Linked DNA regions of Mus musculus: region 2 is linked to region 1. A link is a loop called in an ENCODE intact Hi-C map of the cell type or tissue named here. Cell type or tissue: heart. All regions are shown on one strand. Links, peaks and the distances in the headings refer to the core of each region. The heading gives the core; the rest is flanking DNA.

The links. Peaks named below come from ENCODE experiments on the same cell type or tissue, not always from the same donor. Only the 100,000 strongest peaks of a DNase experiment are listed, where the experiment ranks them.
Region 2: a loop joins it to region 1, with 2.2 times the contacts of the local background. A loop is called at or near these places in 2 of 42 quality-filtered maps.

The regions. Positions count from the first base shown.
Region 1 is chr12:116,618,398-116,621,314 of GRCm38, reverse strand. All of the region lies in intron 2 of Ptprn2 (protein tyrosine phosphatase, receptor type, N polypeptide 2), which reads right to left. Among named protein-coding and RNA genes, the nearest start is that of Ptprn2, 130 kb to the right of the region's middle. In heart, for the core only: a CTCF peak has its summit at 1,160 (motif pointing right); no DNase peak of the experiment used is centred there; H3K27me3 peaks cover 355 bases.
Region 2 is chr12:116,548,764-116,551,680 of GRCm38, reverse strand. All of the region lies in intron 1 of Ptprn2 (protein tyrosine phosphatase, receptor type, N polypeptide 2), which reads right to left. Among named protein-coding and RNA genes, the nearest start is that of Ptprn2, 65 kb to the right of the region's middle. In heart, for the core only: no CTCF peak of the experiment used is centred there; a DNase peak (open chromatin) is centred at 1,450.

The DNA of each region.
Region 1 (2,917 bases), core at 177-2,676:
TCTTGGAGATCAGCCTGACTGGACTGAGAAGGGCCTGTGAGATTTATGGACCTCACCTCTGGAGACATTGGTGGGAACTTCCCTGAGAGGATGAGATCCTGTGTAACTTGACTGTTTGCATCAATCCCTTGATGGATTTATAATGCAACTAGTGAGCTCACCGTGGGTGGGGTGGTGTCACCTATGGGCAGATGTCCTGGACAGTGTAAGAAAGCTGTCTAAACAAGCCACTAGGAACAAGCCTATGTGTCCATGGCTTCTGCTTCGGTTCCTACCTCTGGGTTCCTTCTGTGACTTGCTGCCCTGATTTACTTGATGATAGACTGTGATATGGAAGCCAAATAAACATTGTCCTTCCCAAGTTGCTATGGTCATGGTGTTTGTAACAGCAATAGACAACATGTCTAAGGTACCCTTAGTTCCAACTGCCACCAAATTGGTTTAATAGGTCAAGAAAAGTATTCATTTTCTTATTAGGTTTCATTTCTCTCAAGTTTGGTGAGAATTATCAGGTGCTCCTATCTTGAGAAAAGCCTAAACCCAGATCTGCCCAGCTTCATGCCTCTAACCTTCCCACTCACAGATAGCACAGAACTTCACAGAAAGGCAAGCTAAAGCCCAGATCCCAGACTCCAGCCACTGCTGAGGGACATCTCCACAGGACCAGCAACCATGGGTCACTTCTAGAGAGAAGGAGGCTTCCACAAAGCAGGGGGTGAATGGGGAGGTAGTTCTTACCTACCCTGAAGCACCCCACCGAGCTATACACCAACTCTAGAGGGATCACAGAAGGACCTCACATGGCCCCGTCAGAATGGCTACTTCCCTCTGAGCAAGAAGTCAAGCACAGATAGCTTGTGGCCTGGCCAAGGCCATTTTCTCCAGAGCCACTCTCTGTGGATGCATCACATGGGCAGAGTCAAATACAGATGTCACGGTACCCAGGGCCTAGGTACCAGTCTCTAGGGAGTAATTTGAAAATTGTTTCTCCAATAGGAGAAGAAAGAGAGAGTGTGTGTGCCATATCCGGAATACATATATTTTATAGAATGTTACAATGACCATGAGATACTTTTTAATTAGAAAATACAATTTAGTGTGGACCCTTCCATCACCAGAAAGAGGGAAGTTATTTCTCATCCTGTTTCCCCAAAACTGTCCTGCAGAGGGCGCCTAAGACCCAGCTCTGGCTGATTCCAAAGAGAAAGTTGTTTTCGGTCTCCATGTGCTGCAGCAGCACCAACCTTCTCTAGCCACAAGGGAGAATCTACCTGATAAGGAAGCAAGAGTCCAGTACTTTCTGAGACTAAGACAATCCACTTGCAATGGTCTTCTGCAACGTGACACCCAACCTCTCAGAAGCTAGCAAACTGCAAAGAAGTCCAGAGTCAGGTGGGTGCCTCTCTGGTACTGCGTATGCTACAGCGATGAGAGCCATGATGGCTAGAAAGGCCAAGGCTTGGGAATGAGCAAAGGGGAAGAAACTCACCAAATACAATTCAGACAACCATAAGATGGCTGGGGAGGGCTTTATCCAGCCATAGCCCCTTCCTTTCTCAGACTCCATACCAACCACTGCTCCCTGCCCAAAGCCAAGAAATCCTTGAGTATCTGCAGCTACAACTGTTTGCATGACACAAGTGTCCTACATACAAAAAGTACCCAGCCCTAGGCCTGGGCCTCCCCAAGACAAGGAGCAATGCCCTTCTGTCTTCCAAGAAATTCCAGCATTTCCTGCTCTAGCTGGAAGCTTTCTAATTGAGCTAGCCTGGATGGACAGCAGTGTTTCCTGGACTGCAGAGTCAGAAAAGAAAATGTCCCCGGGGCCTCTCTAGAAACAATCCAGCCTCGGTTTAGCTAAGCAGACTCACCTGGAGCTGGTTCCAGCCAGTAAAACATGCAGTGTTCTACCTGTCATTTGCACAGTGACAAAGTCATTTTAAAAGGATTTATTTTTAGGAGATGGTGGGAGTAGAGAGAGAGAAGAGGAGGGGACACTGGAATCGCTCCTTCTACCACAGCACTGGGATAGAAACACCTGTCCATAACTCCATAGTGAGGACATTCGGCTCTGGGATATGAAGGGACAGTGGTTCACCCCTAGGATTCATCTCCACTCCAGAGCTATAGGGTGGGCTCACAATCTTTCACAGCAGAGGAGATGCACAGAGCTAGGCTCAGCTGCTTGTTGTCCAAAAGAACCTGTCCAAACCCCCAAACAAGAAGAATGGATTGCGTTGTCAGACCTGCTGAAGATGGTGACAGTCGTCTCATCTACCTCATCTCCCCTCTCACCCTAAACTGAAGGAACAAATTTGATTTTATCAAATTGAATGGAAGTTATACAACCTCTCTTGAGCTCGAAAAATGTGGTCCTGAAACAGAAAACTTCCAAAGGAGCTTACAACATGTCCAGCAGTGGCTCAGGCTCCAAAAACCTCTTTGACAACAGTTCCTGGGTCTCAAATATGCCCTGTTGGAACAACTCGAAAGTCCCACACTCTGAGTGGGAGTAAGTGGTGAGGATTAACTAACTGTTAGAATCGCTTTATACAAACTTTGGTTGTCTCTGGGCCATGCATATAAGACCGCGAGTCATGCAGAACATGTCAGACGTTCCTGCAGCACACACATCACCTAGGGACACTGGATCATATTTAGGCTCAGGATCACTCACACCCAGACCTCCTCCCAACTCTTGGCTTCTGTCGTTCTTGGATACCATGTGTCCTCCACGAGTGTGTCGTTCTTGATTCCATGTCCCCAGAAGCAGCTGGAACAGGCAAGCCTAGGTCCACTCATATAGTGGGTCCAGGGACCTCACACAGCTAATTTTATAATTAAGTCAAGTGCCATTTTAGCTGCTCCTCAGTCATTTGGATTTCTTCCATCAAAGTTCCTGTCCAAATGCTGGGCT
Region 2 (2,917 bases), core at 246-2,745, 70 kb after region 1:
TCCCATTCACTGTAATTACTATTCTGCCAAACGTGTGTGTTCTGGATAGGACGCGTGCCGTGGGAAACATTCCCACTTAATGAGTTTTCTGTGATGGCACAGAATGGCTTCAGAACTCCTCCGCTGTCCTAGCTCAACTTTGTCATTTCACAAAACAATGACACCAAGGAGAAAGTAATTTTCCTAGTCATCAAACCAATCCTAACCCTCTCCCCTCGCTTCACCTTCCAAGGGGAAAATGAGAGAAGACGGCCAAGCTCCCTCCCTTAAAGGAAAAGCACAGCTAGCTTTGGCCAGTGTCTCACCCAGCCTCCATGGACGAGAAGAGAGTTGAGAGACTTGGAGAAGGAAGTTAAACCCAATTAATATTAAATTCTTCCTCAAGCTATGTACAAAAGGTCTCACAACGTGGCTGCTCTGACGTGAGCTGAACAAGAAGGACACCAGTAGAGATGCCAAACTGGACCAAGAAGACCCACCACACCTCAATCCTAGGCCACACACCCTCCACCAGAAAGATCTATAGGCAACTGGGCTGAAAGTGGGAGAAGCGGTCTTCCCCAGGGAGGAGCATGCTGACAGTTGTCCAATGCCTATTGGTCAGCCCTGAAAACATATATACAAGCCCCATTTTATGCTCTGAACAGGTCATGTTTAGGAACATATGTGTACATATGTGTGTGTGTGTATGTGTGTATATGTGTGTGTATGTGTGTGTATAGTAACAATTAGTAAAAAAAAAAAACCATAAATTTGAAGGAGAGCAGGAAGGGAGTCTATAAAGGGTTAATAGGGAGGAAAGAAAAGGGAGAAATACTGTAATTATATTATATTAATTATTATTAATTAATTATATTATAATTTCAAAAGTAAAGTAAAAATCTTTCTCAGTACTACATATCAAGTCTGAGGCTTTGCTCCATGAAAAGTGTTATTTATGCCAACTAGGAATATGAGGGTGGAGGGAGGGATCTTCAAATTTTCATTACTGAACAGACTCCGAGAACCCTTTCCTCGGGAACAGCAGTACCCACACTGAACAATCATTAACACCTTGGTGTCCTTTAGTACGTGACACTGACACCACCATCCAAAGTCATACTCACAGAGCTACTTCATAAAAAACTACCATTTCCAGATTTACAGAAATGTATCACCAATGGAGACGAAATAAAAAGAATGGTGGAGTGCCATCATCAGGAAGTTCTTTCCTTTGCCGCAGTCTCTAGACCAGCCAGGGAACACTGAGCATGTCCTGGTGTGCAAGCCTTGACAGAAAACAGTGTGCTTGCCCCTTCAGCTTAACCAGGTTGCTAAGAGAACCTAGCCAGAGAACATTCATGGACAAAATGTGCACCCTAGGCCATTGGGCCAGGCTCTTAGGAACCACAGGGCATCAGGCCAGGCTCTTGTGCACCACAGGGCATCAGGCCAGGCTCTTGTGCACCACAAGGCATCAGGCCAGGCTCTTGTGTATCACAGGGCATCAGGCCAGGCTCTTGTGCACTGCAGGATATCGGTCCAGGCTCTGGTAGTCTCACTGCTATTTTTACCCAGATTTCAGTCTCCTGCTGCAGAGAGAGAATGTGGCAAGCTGCTCCCAACTCTCCCACAGCAGAACTCTCCATCACCAGCATGAATTCCTATGACCTCCTTTATTTTTCTCCCGATGGTGACTGTGAGGACCCCATATTCTTCAGTGTCTCTCCACTCCTGATTGTTGGAGCTCTATTGCCTCTTAGAGACAACCCAACTCAAGGTGTGAGGCAGCTCCCAGAAATACATGAGTTGTGTGACATCAACAAGGAAGCTTCCTTTGGTGAGAAAATGGTCACAGGTGGAGAGTGAAGTAACCTAGCATCCTCCACAGGAAATGAATTATAATTGTCATCTGCTTCTTTCAATGAAAGAAACAGCAAACTCATTCCTCCATGAAATCAGTGCTAACTCTATACAAGTGTGGGGCAGGCAGATAGGCAAGATTCCGCTCTCAGGGATCAACTAAACACATGATTGTTTTAACAAAAAAACATGTGTTCTGCTATGGCCACTGGACTAATGGCAGGTAAAATATAAATGTTGTTGCCTTATAAGCCCCAAGAGAACAGCTAGGGGTTGGGTGGTTGTTCTCTACCACAGGACTGTTAAGCTGAACACAGAGCCAAGCATGCTACCTCCCAGACAGGGAGCCCCTTCTATAAACTGCCTTCAGAATCTGGTAGTTGAGAGATTGTTAGTGATTGATAAAATTTTAAAAGCAACAATAATCACAAGTCAGTTCAGAACTTGTCAGAAACAACATAAAGTGTGATGGTTAGAAATGAGAGTCTTCCCTGGACTGGCGGACTGTGCTAGTATGAGCTGAGATGGGCCTAAACCCCTTTGTGAGCAACCACACATATTCAGGGCCTTCCTGGGTGGATGCAGTTTAGGCGATACGAGGTCCATGTGATAAAGCTGTGGCCCTGACCACATCAGCAAGGAATCAATGCAGTGAAGCCAGCCCAACTCATGTACTCTTCTACAAAATTCAGGAACACTCCATGCCTTCCCTCCTGGGAGAGTAGAGGAGCCCTTGCAACAGGGCATGTTCACTTTGAACATGTCAGGTTTGAAACAATCAAATATTTGCCAATATTCTGGAACTGGGACAAAGAGCAAGATGAGACGTAGTCAGCTATACGATGAGTCCTGAGATCAAGGCAGGTAGGGTCAATGTGGCTAAAGAACAGGGAGTGGGGTATCCAAAGTCCAGGAAGGAGCCTTTTAAGCAGGAAACAGGGACAGGGCAGACTCACAGGAGAGGTCTTAAGACATGCTTGCACAACAGATGGGGCAGAGAACTGAGTTGCTAAGGGAGAAATGACTTCTGCTTTAACAGTGACACTATCCTGGTGTGGAGGCACCTTCCTGTAAT